Linked DNA regions of Mus musculus: region 1 is linked to region 2. Evidence: chromatin loops called from intact Hi-C (ENCODE). Cell type or tissue: gastrocnemius. All regions are shown on one strand.

The links. Peaks named below come from ENCODE experiments on the same cell type or tissue, not always from the same donor. Only the 100,000 strongest peaks of a DNase experiment are listed, where the experiment ranks them.
Region 1: a loop joins it to region 2, with 6 times the contacts of the local background. A loop is called at or near these places in 28 of 42 quality-filtered maps.

The regions. Positions count from the first base shown.
Region 1 is chr2:92,951,083-92,959,082 of GRCm38, forward strand. Syt13 (synaptotagmin XIII) reads left to right here. Exons shown (of 6, transcript NM_030725.4): 5 at 220-349; 6 at 2,281-4,969. The coding sequence ends at 2,585. Among named protein-coding and RNA genes, the nearest start is that of Gm13791, 35 kb to the left of the region's middle. In gastrocnemius, a CTCF peak has its summit at 3,847; DNase peaks (open chromatin) are centred at 2,559, 3,137 and 3,836.
Region 2 is chr2:92,900,966-92,908,965 of GRCm38, forward strand. The region is part of intron 2 of Gm13791 (a long non-coding RNA gene); the gene reads right to left. Among named protein-coding and RNA genes, the nearest start is that of Syt13, 10 kb to the right of the region's middle. In gastrocnemius, no CTCF peak of the experiment used is centred here; a DNase peak (open chromatin) is centred at 3,559.

The DNA.
Region 1 (8,000 bases), 50 kb after region 2:
ATAGAGTGATGACATATGGTAGACCAAGTTCTCCTGTTGACATGCATGTCAGCCTCCTCCTCTGGGCCCTGCTGCCTTGTACAGTGGTAAATAAACGAACCTTCGGTGAGTGAACCCTGGGATGTCAACGGGGTATGAGGGCAGTGTGACTCTAGCCTTGGCTTCAGTTGATGGATCAGAAGGCAAGCACAAATGCAATCTCTACCTTTCTGTGTTCAGGAGCCATCTGCAGGGGCCGGGGAGGTCCTTCTGTCAATCAGCTACCTCCCAGCTGCCAATCGCCTCCTGGTGGTGCTGATTAAAGCTAAGAACCTCCACTCCAACCAATCCAAGGAGCTGCTGGGCAAGGGTAAGTGAGGGTGCAAGGAGACAGGCAGGATGTCTTGTCTGGGATACAAGCAGAAGGCAGTGGTCCCTGGTGTAAATGGAGATGGGTGAACCGGGATGTGATAGGAGTCCCATAGTGAACTCACCCTCAGTGTCTGTTGCTAGTTCTGATGGACACACTCGTGTCTTTAAGTTCTCTCACCTCTCTGCTAGTGATTTCACACCTTCCCCCTCTCTTCTCCATTCCAAGCCTTGGCCAAACGCCCCCCCTCCCATATATACCTGCTGAACTCGGCTCACAGCAGGTGATGTGTGGCTATGAAGGTAAAGGCTGAGGTTTAAGGAATCTGTGATATAGATGCCCACATAAACCTATTCATAAAAGGCTTAAGGGTGCCTTCTGATACCTGGGCACAGGTCCCTAGTTGTGAGGACGGAGCAAGATCTCCTAGAAAAGCAGAAAAGCAGCAAGGATAGGTTGGGACCTACCTACACAGGGAACGGACTGCTCACTGCAAGATATCAATAATACAGAAATCATCTTTATGTATTAAAGTTAAAAAATACAGGTTCACCTGTGCATTCCTAACAAGTCTTGGGTAAATGAAATCAGAAGGGCTGGTGTTGCTATAGTCCTGAGCCACAGGTCAGAGGCTGATGCCTGGCTTCATCCCTTCCAGTCAATTCTGTCTTGCTTTTTTTTTTTTTTTTTTTTTTTAATAGCTCCCATCAGGACCATTACAGAAGAGCACTTTGTGTCTGAAATATCTCTGTAGAAATAACAAACTAACCACCCAGGGGCGATAACGATAGCAATAAATACAAAGTAACAATTATTCTCACATTAGCTTGGGCAACCTTGACTAATGAAAACAAACGGTCCTAAACTGTGGAAGCTTGCCTGCTGACTTGTGAATTTCCTGGGGACCTGAGGCCAGGGAGCCTGCCTCCACCCTCTCTATAGTAAATCCAGGTCCTCAGGTAAAACTTAGGAAAGAGACGTATGAACAAAACTCAGCCAGCCAGGACCATCTTAACGATAAAACATAGGCTTGACTGGACAATGGAGAAGCTAAAGGTGGAGAGAGCTTTTGTCTGGTCTGATTTGATAGCAAACTAGAGGACATTTAAGCCCTTGCCCCTGACTTGGTTTGTCAAGTCACTTAGAAAGGGCTATGGTCAAAGTGGTTCCCCAGAGGCCATCTGACATGCTCAGGTCTGAGCCACCCACTGACCTCATATGTTCTGTGACAGGCTAATGTAATCTCTAACGTGAAAATCTAATAAATGCCAACTTCTGGAATCTCCTGACCACTAGTGGAGAACTCTACTCCATGAACACTTGGTTTTATGTTGTATAAAAGTATCTTTAGGCTGGGTGTGTAAGAGGCACACGAAAGCATAGGGGTGCAGGCCTGGAATCCCAGCTTCTGTGAAGGCAGGAAGAACTCAAGACCAGGGTTGCCTGGGCTGCAGAGGAAGTTTGTGACCAACTGTAGTGACTTGGTATAACCCTGTCACCAAAGAAAAAGAGAAAAGAAGACTGGAGATTTGGCTCAGGGCTAGAATGCTTGCTTAGTATATGTAAAGTCCGAGGTTCAAGGCAAAAATGAATATTAAATGAATGTTATGCTTACACTTGAGACCCAATTCCAATTTGCATAATATATGCAAATATCCCCTAGTCTGTAAAACACACCAAATCTGAAATGTTTATGGTTCCAAACCTTACAGAGATAGGTATTCATCCTGTATGGCCAGTCTTCCACATTCTAATGCAAGGGTTAGACACGCATCTTTGTCTGTTTTGCTATCTCTAGACCGGTTCCTGACGTCTGGTAGATACTTAATACTGTTGAGAGAATGCACGGTCCAGTGGAGATGTAGGAAACCCCAAGAAGAAGCAGCTCACTTGCTCCCCTACAACTTTCTTTTCTCTGTACCCCTCCCTAGATGTGTCTGTCAAGGTGACCTTGAAACACCAGGCTCAGAAGCTGAAGAAGAAACAGACAAAACGGGCCAAGCACAAGATCAACCCCGTGTGGAACGAGATGATCATGTTTGAGCTACCGGATGACTTGCTGCGGGCATCCAGTGTGGAGCTGGAGGTGCTGGGCCAGGGCGAGGAGGGGCCGAGCTGCGAGCTGGGCCACTGCAGCCTAGGCCTGCATGCCTCGGGCTCTGAGCGCAGCCACTGGGAGGAGATGCTAAAAAACCCACGCCGGCAGATCGCCATGTGGCACCAACTGCACCTGTAGTCGGCCACCTGCCACCGGCCACTGACCGTCTTTCTTGGACACAGTCATCTTCCAGGCTCAGCTGTCAGTCATCCCTCGTGCTCTGTCCACATGCCTATACCCAAAGACAGATGCAGACGTGTTGGCTGAGGCCAAGACCTCATTCCTCTCTTACTGTATTCCCAATACTAAAAAGTGAGCGGTGGCGCCAGGACAGTGAGTGGGACTGGCACTCAGAAGACTGTATCATGCTCATCTGTGTTATGGAAAAAGATATGTGCCAGGTACCCTCAGTCGGCAGCCCCTGCTCACATTGAGCTGAAGCAGTGGTTCTTAACCTGTGTATCACAACCCTCTATCTCCAAAAAATATTTACATTATGATTCATAACAGTAGCAAAATTACAGTTACAAAGTAGCAATGAGAACAATTCTGTGGTTGGAGATCACCAAAACACAAGAAACTTTCTTATAGGGTCACAGCACTAGGAAGGTTGAGAATCACTGGCTGGCCAGCAGGTCTCTGGGCCACTGGGGGGTCATGCCACACTGATGTTCCGGTGGAATACACAAGCCTCTGTCCTTAGCTAGCACAGGGGTTCTGGAGCAGAGCAGGAGGGGCTGCGCTTGATAAGATCCCTTCTCCCCTATCCAGGCAGCCTTTCCTCTTGATCTCCGGGGGCCCAGCACCAGGACAGTGTGAAGGCAGGAACTCTCTGCTTACTTTATTTCTTCTTTTTTATATTTCTGCTGTTCATATTCCACTCTCGAGCTACATTGTGTGTTTTGACTGTTTTATTTAAGGGATTGGAGTGGGTTGTGTTTGTTTTTTTTTTATCACACGTAGAGTGCCCGTTCCCTGGCAGGCCTAGGTTGCCACTCCTCTGGAGTGTCTGCGGCATTCTGAGGACAGCTGTCATGTCACCCCCCCCCACCCCCAAGCTGACTCCATGTGACAGACCTGTTCTTCTCAGTATGCCTGTACTTCAGGACGAAGTAGCTCTGAGCTTGGCTTGTTCCATCTGGCTATGTAAATGAGGAGGTAGATGAACTTTAAAGAGAAAACGTGGTCTCTTGATAACATGCCTCCCTCCAGTTTGGGGGACATGTCCTTTAACTTGGAAATAACAAAAAGCTAGGTTTGATTGCCCCTGTTGATATTTCCAATAGATGCCCCACTAGGAATCAAATAAGTAGCTAGCTGCAGGGGTAGATACTTGTGAGCCGGAATTCGAGTTGTCATTACTTCCTTGCTCCACAGCGCCTCAGTGTGGCCACCTATAGCACAGCACCAATGTCATGGGAGCTTGCCAGTCCAGCTTCAGGAGGTAAGCAAGAGGCATCTTAGCGGGCATCAATTGTTACTGGTCAGTTGGTGGCACTTCCTGGCTCCTCCGTTGGCTGTGCTTCTTCTCCAAAACCTCCTCTGTAAATTGCTCAGAGATGTTAGACTGGGAACCAAAAACTTTCAGTCACCTTTTACATCGGCTTAATCTGTTTCCAGCCATTCCTGTAAGTCACCTCCGAATCAGCTTGGGAAGGAACCTCTCTATGTCTTTGCCAGGGAGTGATTTCTGGAAAGAGGTGGAAATAAAGTGAGAGGCCATTCCAGGCTGGGCTACTGCTGGGAGGTTAGGAGTTCACCCCAGTCCTCTGTGAATCCTCTCCCCAGGACAACTAGGCATCTATTTGTTGAGTGTTTGTCCACCAAGACCGTGCATGTGTCTGTCCATTCTGATTAGAGAAGGCTCTGGGGGCGAGTGAGTAGCTTATCACCTTAACGGAAACATCAGATAAGAGGAGTCCGGGACTGCTGTTCAGGCGGGCAGCTCTCAGATGTAAAGGGGCCCCGGGGGAAGGGGCAGTGTCTGGCCTGAACTGAGGTGGGAATCTTTGGAGGAGAAAGTTGGTCCTGTGCAGTGTTTCTACCCTTGCTGTTTCCTGTTGTTAGATGCTGCGTGTTTGTGATGCCATTCCACATAAAAGCACAAAAAGTCGCATGAGACATCGTGGTCACATGTCTGGTTACACTTTGGAGCACAAAATCTTACAGTGGTAAATAAATCGTTTTCCAATCGGGTTGGCAGCCCAGTGTTTCTCTTTGTTCCTTTACATTAATATTTTAGATGTATAAAATTCAGAAAAAAAATCTCGTGTATCAAACACCCATGAACCTCTGCCAACTTCAATAAACCTTGACGACCACAGTTGAATTTTCTTCTTGTGCCCTATACTGAGAAGACCAGGATCTTACATTCTGATTTGTTATTCTGAGCCTTCCTTTATATTTTTACTAAATGATCATTTGATCCCTGAGCACTAGTGAGTATTTGTGTGTTTCCAAGTTTTACTTCAATTCTTAAATTGCATCACACATTTTTTTTCAACATTAAAAATTTAAGCTTTATGCAGACATGTGGCTCTAACTAACTTCTCTTTCACAACTGTATAATATTCCACTGTATGGATCTGCCACAGCCCATTCTATTGATGTACATTTAAAACACACACACTCTCTCTCTCTCTCTCTCTCTCTCTCTCTCTCTCTCTCTCTCTCCCTCTCTCTCTCTGCCGTTGTTTCCCATGTACATGTATCGTCTCTTGGGGGAAATGTCGAAAAGTGAGTGGAGCTGCTAGGAAAAATAGAAAGAAGCGTGTGCATGTGTGTGTCTGTGTGTGGGGAAATGTTTGTGAGTGTAGGTGTGTGGGTGTGGGTGTTTGTGGGGGAGTGTGTTTGTGTGTGTGTGTGTGTTTGTGTGTGTGTGTGTGTGTTTTGGAGCTTTGACTTCATTCCTGGTAAGGAATATCCAGTGGGTTCTTGAGACTCTTCAAGACTCCCCCCAGCACCCCATCAGTGGAGGATCGAGGAAACAGAGGACAGACAGAGGCAATGGCCTCCTGGAATTCTGCCACCCTAAGCTACCCAGGTGACCCATCTCAGATCTGGCCTCTGAAGGAGGTGTCTTGAGAGTAAGAAAAGGATATTTGATTTTTATTTGAAGGGTTCACTTTATCTTATTTCTGAGACAGGGTCTTTCTCTATATTCCTGGCTGTCCTGGAAAACTCTGTGTAGACCAGACCGGCCTTAAAAATCACAGCTATTTGCCCACTTCTCCCCGAGTGTTGTGATTAAAGAGATGTGTCATCATGGCCGATCAAATTGGAAGGTTCTTAACCAGGAAAGACATCCTGTCAGTCATATGATATTTTCACATTCAGTCCTCACTTTTATACTTCCTATTCCCATTATTACGTCTTAATGGCAACTGGGGGCATTTGTATTTCTGTAATAAGATGGGCTAAGTGGACTTTATTCTACACAGCCAAATAGTATTCACTATAATTCACAGGTAACTGAAGACAGCTCACTGGAGCCCCAAACTAATGTTTGCTATGGCTATCTATAAAAGAGAAACGGTGGGGGTTACTGAATCAAGGGCTTTCCAGTGAAGTGACCTCAACAACAAATCATGCTCACCTCAGCCTGGAGCTGAGTCAGAGCCATGACCATGTAACACTATGTGGTAACTGTCCCTGGCCACTATTAGATCCCCAAGCTAGGTAACTGCCTCTGCACCTAAGCGCTCATATCTATACAATTATTTTGGACTAAATGACCTGCAAGCCCCTTCCAGCTTTAACATTTTTGTATTTCTGCTTCTTAGGGCCATTGCTATGATGAAACAACATGACCAAAAGCAACTTAGGGAGAAAAGGGTTTATATTTGGCTTACATATCGCACACATCACAGTCCATTGAGGGAAGCCAAGGCAGGAATTCAAACAGGGCAGGAACCTGGAGGCAGGAGCTGATGAGAAGGCCATGGAGGGGTATTACTTACTGGCTTCGTCCCCATGGCTTGCTCACCCTGCTTTCTCATAGAAAGAAGGGCTAGTGTCAGGAGTGGCACCTCTCACGATGGCCTGGCCATCTCCCATCAATCACTAAGAGAGAAAATTCCCTACAGGCAGCCTTGCAGACTGATCTCATGGAGTCGTTGTTCTCAACTGAGGTTTCCTCCTCTCAGATAGATGCCTTTTAGCTGTGCCAAATTGGCATAAAACTAGCCAGCACAGCCTGGTAACAATTTGGTTCTCACAGATCTTTAGTTTACTGTCTCCTGTAGAAATTAAAGGAAACCTGCTCTCTCTGCCCAGCACTGGATAAAGCTTTGGCATCTGCTACAGTTCCTCTGAAGGCTACTGATGCTCCCCTGAGCATGGCACCTGAGGCTCTGAGAACTGAGTCTCATCTGTGTCTGACTGCTGCTGGGCACTTGTATTTTTGCACCCAAGAGTTCTTACATTTTAGAGCTAGTTGGATGCCACCATTTGGGCAATACCCTTTGGAGCACATCCATCTCCCTCCAGAGCAGACATCTGCCGGGAATATAATCAAGAGATGGAAAGGTTGGGTGCTAACTTTGTGCTGAAGAATGTTCCTCCCCACCCCCACCCCTGAATGCCCCTTGCAAGTGAGTCAGCACAAATGGTACCTGATACTGGGGAACTGTGTAACTAACTTATAATCACCAGATGTAATTGTCATCTAGGAGGCTTACTGTTGAATAAGTTCACCCTTTCTAGTTCTTTCTGAGCTCTGGTTTGCTGGTTCAACTCAGATGTTCTGGCTCAAAATGCCTCTCCAAGCTGGCTGATTCAAACTGGCTTCTCTCAGCTTCTTGCTGAATTGTTCTGCTTGGGAAACCTGCCTCTAAACTCCATGAACTGAACAGACGTGAACAAAACTCAACTGGACTGCCCTCCATTCTCAACTGCCCTGCTTTTAGGTAGCTCACTTTCCTGTCTGTCCTCATGAGAGTTGGGTGCATCCTATCCCTGACTCATTCTGTCAGATCTTTCTCTGATTCGTCACTTCGTCTGCCTCTCAATTAGATGTCATTTTCAAACATGGCTGCTTTCCTACAAACCAACCTTACCTTTATTGTTAGGGATCAAAGATGTGTACTAACGGTGTGTCTGTATTCCAGCCAGATCACACTGTGATCCAGAGCCTGTCTGCATTCCAGTCAGATCACATAGACCTAGAAGGTCTTTGGATACGATCCCTTGCCAGGACACCCATGTTGCTGGATTAAAATTCATCTACTGGAAACAGATGTTGTCATGGCAACTAGTCTAGTGGTGACCACTGTGATGAGAGTTTAGCTCCCAAGGAGTGTGGCTTTGGCTGGGCGTTGTCGTTTGTCAGAGATGTCTCCAATTTCCTGACGCTCTTTCCAGAAATTTTGAGACAGCTTGTTGGCAAATGTGGGTGGCAAAAGTCCTACTTCAGAAACTTGGATGCCATCCAGGGACAAACAAGGAAAACCTGCTTTTCCAGCCCAAAGTAATAAATCCAATTTCTCTTCAGCTCCTCTTGCTTGGTGGGTCAGGTGAGATAAACAGATGTGAGCTGAGAAAAAAAACCCCAGT
Region 2 (8,000 bases):
GGGTAAGAGAAAGAAAGAACAATGAGGCTTGCCTAGAGTCATTCCTGACTTCCTGTCAGACTTTCTCTTTATTGTGTCCCCAGAGACATATATAGGATAGGAAATGAAGAGGACTCAAGCCACCATTGGCTGTGCTCCAATCCACTGGGCTCTCTCTGGCTTGGCTCTTCCTTGCCTGACCTTTCTATCTTATCTCCTCGGGAAGACATGGAACAGCAAGGTGTGTGGGTGCCAACACTCAGGAGGCTGAGACAGGAGAATTGAGAGTTTGAGACCCACCTGGGCTTCATAGTGAGACCCTGGAAAGCAGAGAAGAGAGGGTCAGGCATGGAGCACCTGGGTCAGCACCTAGTTGGGTTTATGGAGGGACAGGGAGGATAAGACATGCTCACTCCCCTTGGGGTGCTGGTTGCTGGGACAGTTGAAGCACAAGGAGTTCCTAGACTAGTGTCTGTTAAAGTAGTTGCTAGTGTCCTACCTGTTGGGAAAAGTTGAAACAGGACTGACTACCATGGAGGCTGTGGGTGTAAGGGGCATGAGTACAGACAGGAAGTGTGGGTGACAGGGTGCAGCTTCGGCCAGGCCTGGTCAGTAGAGGAGACTTTATTCCTGCCTGTGGCTCTTATTGTCCCTTTGTTCTCATACAGGGCCCCTGGAACTCTGTTGTGGGGGTGGGGGTGGGGGTGGGATCAGGTCCCTGAGCCACAGGCTTCCAGCATGGACTCTCAACCATTTCTGGGACACAGCGCTGCTGCTGTGGTCCCTGCTCAGTGGAGAAGCTAGTTCAGGAAGCACTGGGATGGGGCCGGCCAGAGAAACCAACGAGGCAAAGGATGGGGAGAGACTTTGATGTTTGAAAACCCTCCAGGCTTTGGGAATGGAACTGGGACCCACCAGTTTATAGGCTGCTGCAAATGGGTCATTTATAGCTGGGGAAGGGGTTGCAACCAGGAAATTGGGGTTTTATGGCTCACTAAACATCAATAACAATTAAGCTCAGCTGGAAATCTCATGGCCCTCCATGGGTGCAAAGCACTAAACAAACATGGAGTAAGAAAGCCACCCAGTTCTACAGTCCCACAGAAACCAGAACTCTGCCAAGCCTTCTCCTGCAGCAGGGGAGCAGGGGACACTGGGCAGCTCTGGGCACTTTCCTTAGTTTTGTTTTCCAAAGAAACAAAGGCTTAGTGATAGTTTTTCTCAGAGAGAGGGGGGAGGAGAGGGAGGGAGAGGAAAAGGAAAGGAAGCTACCTTCTAAATAGGTCAAACAAAAGGATGGACCACCACAATGTTAACTGTGTAAGTATCACAGAAGGCTGCCGTTGGTTCCCCAAGAATAATGGCATTCACCAACTCACTTGGACAGTTCTTTAGGCAGACAGGAATCATCACCCCCTTCATAAGAGAGGGCAGGGACCTTGGCAAGGGAGAGCACACATCTGAAGGTCAGTATAGAATCTGGTGGGTTCTGTTTGTTGAGGCCACAGTAACTGCTGAGGTGGACTTGCCCTGCAACCCGGCACTAAAGAGTTTTCTAAGAAAAAGCCTGTCCTCGTCCTTGGTCATGAGATAAGCTCACCAGTTAGTAAGTAATGTGTACCACTGTAGTACTTAGGGCTCGCTCTCAAAAGACAGGGACAACAGGATAGGTGATAGATAGATAGATAGATAGATAGATAGATAGATAGATAGATAGATAGATGCACATACACACATACATACTTATAAACATTGATACATACTGGATAGGTAGGCAGGTAAGTAGGCAGGTAGATAGATGATAGGTTCATAGATATATAGATATATTTACGGATAGATACATAGATACACCATACCCCCATAGAACATATCTTAATACTTCCTTATCTTTTTATAATCACAATTGATTGGCTAGGCTGGCTGACCAGTGAGCTTCAGGATTTCACCTGTCTCTGCCCTGTGGTGCTGAGGTTGCAGACATGCACCTCTGTGCCCGATTTTTACATAAGTCCTAGGGATTTGAACTCCGGTCCTCACGTTTGTGAAGCAAATCCTTTACTCCCTAAGCCGTCTCCACTGTCTGGTTTGTTGACTGACACATCCCCAAACTGTCATAAGTCCCTGCTAAATGAGTGTGTATCGAACATGACTGTGTAGATTGGCAAGGGGATAAATGTCTGAGATGGGTCAGTATGAATTGTGCCTGTACACAAATCTGATTCCTGTCACCACATCTTAGAGGAGGGGTCCCAAGCCAGAGTGGCACAGGGTCCTCAGGGCTGGATCATAGGCTGATTCACATGGTTGGTGGCAGTCACATGATTCCGAGGAAGCCATCAGAAAGCACTCGGACAGCAGCTGCCAGCGTGGAGAACCCACACACACACACCTGCGCTCCCCCCTCCGCCCCTCCCCCAGCTGCTGAAGCAAGATTCCCAGGAGGCCATTGGATTCTACATAATTGGAACCTCTCAGGAGGACATTTTATCAGCATAACGTGGAGTCCAGAGACAAGGAACGCTGGCAAAGCTCTGAGAGCATTCCCCCTGGGAGAGGCTAGCTGGTTGCTGCAGTAAACCCTCCCCCAACCCCGTATACCCCATGTCCCCATCTGTAAAATGCCTCCCTACCCCCGCCCCTGTAAAATGAGGGCACAAACTACCATCAGGAGCCTCATACATACTTCAGAGAACCGAGCCATTGGTGCTTCGGAGAGGTGGGTGGGAGGTGACGAGGCTAGCCCAAGCGACTCTGCCCTCACTCTCCTCCACCAAAGCAGCCTGTCCTTTGTTTTCTACTCCACCCATCACTGTGACTAGACTCCCTCCTGCACCCAGAAAGCACCTGATTCACATTCTACAATGCTGTTTTAAAGGACAGAAATCATTCCAAGGCCAGTGCGCATCACGTGACGCGCATTAGGCTGAACCTCCGTGTCCACTGCATAGCCGCCTCACCATTTTCAGACACTGAGCTTAGCCTTTAGGACGGTTAAGGCTTCCCAGCTGCTTTCCCTGTGGGACTCAGGTTCACTGGGGCCACTTCCTTCTAGACAAAAGCACGACGCTGATCTCAGCCTGCCTGACCGCTGAACAGACACAAACCAGGGAGATCCGTGGCCCCCTCCACAAGTGGGAAGCAGTAGGGAAACCTACAAAAGTCTGTTCAGAGTCCGTCAGGGAATCAGTTATCCTGGACAGGGATGGCACAGGGGCTGTCAGTGACAGTTGGTGTCATTTTAGAAGGATGTAGTATGCCTGGCTCTGTTCGGGGCTGAGAACACACCAATGAACAGCACAGACCCGTTTTTCCCTGTCTTCCTAAGGCCTTATTTCCAGAGAATACTCAGCAAGATAAACAAGACAGATAAGCAGTGCGCTGTGGAAGATTAAATAGTGTAAGCTCAAACGCTTGAAAAAAAATACAGGAAAGAGGACCAGGAGGTGATGGGGCAAGAGATGGGGAGGATGAAGCAGAGAGATGGTGATTTCAGATGTATCAGGTCCTTGAAGACTGCTTAGAGGACACTAGGCTTGCAGCAGATGCAGAGAGGGAACAATTCCTATGATGGCCTCTAGGGGGAAGCATTTCCTCATTCAAGAAACAACTTCTGTCTAAAACTATTTCTAAAATAGGGGCGTCTTTGACACAGAACCTGAAGAACCCCTGGGGAGAGAATACTGATCTCTGATCTGGCAAACATGGGTTCCCACACTATAGGATCCAGCTGTGACATGCTTAGGACCTATGCACTGTGTGCATCGCACTTCAAAAATCAGTCACAATGACACCCACGCCCTAAGCTTTTATTTTAATCTGAATCACCGTTGCATTGTTTTGCCCCCACCCCCTCTAGCAAGAGCTGCCATTCTCCTCAGATTTCTCAGATTTTACGTAATGGGATTAGTACCGACAGAAAGCTCCGACAGGTAGGAAGAAGCACTTAATGACTGTCAGCCTCACCTCCGGAGCACACCCACGGAGCCTCCTTTGTGGTTCCTGGTCTGTCCCCTGTTCTACAGTAAAGGGAGAACAAGCAGATTTGCCTGGAGTCTGAGGGCAGAGTCCTAGAATGCTGGAATTTTCACCAGCCTGTTGTTTTTGTTACTATTATTTGTGCACACGAGTACAGTTGCCCAAAGAGGTATACCTGAGCTGGGTCTATGCTCCCCTCCCACATATATAGCAGATATACAGCTATCTGTGGTGGGGGAGCCTAGGTCCAGCTCAGGTATTGGATCTTCTCAGATCTGGAGTTACAGGCAATTGTAAACTACTTGATATGGGTACTGGGAAACAGAACTCAGATCCTCCGGAAGAGCAGTAAGGGCTCTTACCTGTTGGAGTATCTCTCCGACTTTTATGAATAACTCACCCTAATTCATTAGCAACTCTAAAGGCACCAATGACCCAGTGGATCTGGGCAAAGCACCCATCTTGGGTTCCATCAAACAAATGCTCCAGACTTCTCGTTTGTTGGTTGACTTCTCAATTAATTAAAACATGTGGGGTTATGTTGTGTTGGGTTTTTTTTTTTTCATTAACTATTTTATTGATTCTCTTTACATCCTAATCACGGTCCCCCTCCTCCCAGTCCCTCCTCACTCAGTCCCCCTTCCCCTTCTCCTCTGAGAAGGGGAGGACCCCTTGGGTATCACCCCACCCTGGCACATCAAGTCACTGCAGGACTAGGCTCATCCTCTCACTGAGGCCAGACAAGGCAGCCAGTTATGGGAACCCGATCCACAGACCCTGTTGTCTAACAGATTTAGGGACAGTCCCTGCTCTAGAAGACCAAGTTGTATATCTGCTATATATGGAGGGGAGGGCTAGGTCCAGCTCAGGTATGCTTTTTGGTTGATAGTTCAGTCTCTGGGAGCCCCCAAATGTCCAGGTTAATTGACTCTGTTGATCTTTCCATGGAGTTCCTGTCCCCTCTGGGTCCCTCCATCCTTTCCCCAACTCTTCCACGAGACTCCCAGAGCTCCTTCTGATGTTTGGCTGTAGGTCTTTGCATTTGTTTCAGTCGGCTGCTGGGTGGAACCTCTCTGAGGACAGTTATTCTAGACTCCTGTCTGCAAGCATTACAGAGTATCATTAACAGTGAGTGTCAGGGGTTGCTTCTTGCCCATAGGATGGGTCTCAAGTTAGGCCAGTCATCAGCTGGCCAGTCCCTCAGTCTCTGCTCCATCTTTGTCCCTGCATGTCTTGTAAGCAGGATTTTGGGTCCAAGGTTTTGTGGGTAGTTTGGTGTCCTCATCCTTTGGGGTCCTGCCTGACTACAGGAGGTGGCTACTTCAGGTTCCATATCCACCACTGCTAGGAGTCTCAGCTAGAGTCACCCCCACAGACTCCCGGCAGTCTCCCCCATCCCAGGTCTCTGGGTCCTAGAGATAATCTCCTCCCTGCTCAGTTCCCACCTCCATCTGCCTCCAATGACTGTTTCATTTCCCTTCTGGGTGAAATCCAGGCATCCTTGCTTTGGCCTGCCTTGTTATTTCAGTATCCTGTACTTAAAAGCTAGTATCCACTTATCAGTGAGTGCAAACCATGCATGTCCTTGGATGATATTTGCTAGTTACATCTATTTGTCTGAAAATTTCATGCTGTCCTAGTTTTTTAATAGCTGAGTATTTCATTGTGTAAATGTACCACATTGTCTGTATCTGTTCTTCAGTTAAAGGACATCTGGGTTGTTAACAGTTTTTGGCTATTACAAAGGAAGCCGCTATGAACATAGTGGAGCATGTATCCCTGTGGTATGGTGGGGCATCTTTTGGGTATATGCCCATGAGTGGTATACCTAGGTATTCAGGTAGAAATATTTCCAATTTTCTGAGAAACTGCCAGATTGACTTCCATAGGGGTTGTACAAGTAAAACATGTGTTTTGATAATGATATCAACAGATATTAAAAGGTCTGGATATGAAATCAGCTATCCCTAGGTAGGTGAGAGACAGGGGTAAGGGGAGAAAGGTGATGTCAATTAGAGTGTGGGCTGTGGGCTATGAGCATCATCGAACAGACTGAGGCATCGGGTGGGGCCATAGCCATGTGGAGCTAGGACTAAGCTAGAAAGCCGGACCAGTGGAGGCCAGTTCTGGGAAGCGATGCTGTTCACTTCCACAATGCTGGGATCCAAAAGATCTTGTGCATTTGTTTGTAAGGCTTCCCCTGGTCAGTAAGAAAAATAATCAAAGGCATTAATCATGCAACTTAAAGACTCTGCTCTGGGTTACTTAACAATACAGAGTATTCGGAGCTGGAGAGATGGCTCAGTGGTTATAGCACCGGCTACTCTTGCAGAGGACCCAGGTTTGGTGTCCTGCATCCCCATAGTTTCTCACAGCTGCCTTATTCCAGGGGTTCTGATGCCCTCTTCTGACCTCTACAGGGACCAGGCACACAAGTGGCAAACAGACATACAGAAAGTAAAATAAAAGATACACAATTTTTAAAAAGGGAGGGGGTGTGTTGCCTGTCTTAACATGAACCCAAGAATGATAGGATATCAATCATCTCTTTGTTTATGTCAGTTAGCTCTTGGTATGTAACATATACTCCCAAACTGAACAGCTTATTACTTAATGGAACTCTGAGTTCTGCGGGTGGCACTTGGCTGGGCTCAGTGGGGAGGTTCCTCTAGCCTCTGCTTGGCTCAGTCATGTGTTGATGTGTGTGACCAGTCACCCACCCAGGCAGCTTTGCTTCAGGGGTGGGCCTGCTGCAGTTGGGGTCATAGGAATAAGCAGCTCGCTTGAACTGTCATTGTCCTTTGAGATCTACTGGGCTTCTTCACTGGGGTAGGATTCAGTGATGGACTGTGGAAGCTCCCAGGGTGCCTTGGGAACTACATTTAAGTTAATAAGAGATGTTAAAGATGAAAAGGAAATTAATTTGAAATTTCTAGAGGCTGTGCCAGAGCTAAATCCTGAGAAATGTAATTTTCAATTCCTTCCTCTCACTTTGCCTTCCCTGACCATACCTCTTCCTCTTTGTCTTTAGCAGAAGATGCTAGCTAGCAGTCTATTCCAGGACAAGCTTTGCAGCTGTGAAACACCTCCTGCCCCCACACCCTGCTGTGCGGGTATGGAATAGGGATGGTTACTTGTAGTGACAGTTTTAGGAGTTTGATTTCTTAAAACACACACACAGAGAGAGAGAAATGTTATAAGAATATGTTTTCATTCTAATCCCAGGTGTGGAATATGGGGCTGCTTCAGACTGTCCACAGCAGGTGAGTGTGATTTGCCTCATGCTCTAGCAGGGGTGTGATTTTGCCAGAAGCAGGTAGTTTCTGTGATTGTGTGACATGGAGATTTCTGGGAACTTTTCAGAGGGTATATGAATGGCAGGGCTCCTAGAGGTGGGGTGGGGTGTTGCTTGTGGCTTGTTTGCTGTTGGTTGTGGTTTGTTAAATAGTCACACACAGAGAAGAAACAAGAAGAAATTAGATATCCTGAATGTGAAGATCAAACTTGCCCCAAGGAACTCAACTCCTCTAAGCCACAGGAAGTGGTTTAAGGATAATGTCGCCCCCTGTCCTCTCTATCTTTTCTTCTCTCCTGTCTAGGGTTAGGGGGTTGAAAGGGTGGGAGAAAGGAGTGGAGAAAGAAAGAAGAGTCCACAAAGTAGCCTGAGACAGCTTCAGTTACTCCCCAGGGTCGGCTTGACAAACCTCCCTGTGAGACATTCAGCCTTTGTTTCATCTCAAAGCACTGAAACCTTCCATCTTCCCAAGACACTCCGATTTACTGATGTCACGTCATGTGTGTTAATGATCACTGTTTGCATGATCATTTTTATGGGTCACTTTTGTGTCTAAGACATTGTGAGACAAGATTCTACCTTTAAAATAAACTGATGACTGAGCAACAAAATCTGTGGACACTGCAGCTTACGTTTTTAATTTATTGTGCACTAGCATTACTGTTCTTGGCATGTGTAATTTAAGATTGTGTGTGTGTGTGTGTGCGCGCGCGCATTCATAAGTATACATGCATGCATGAACGTGTATGCA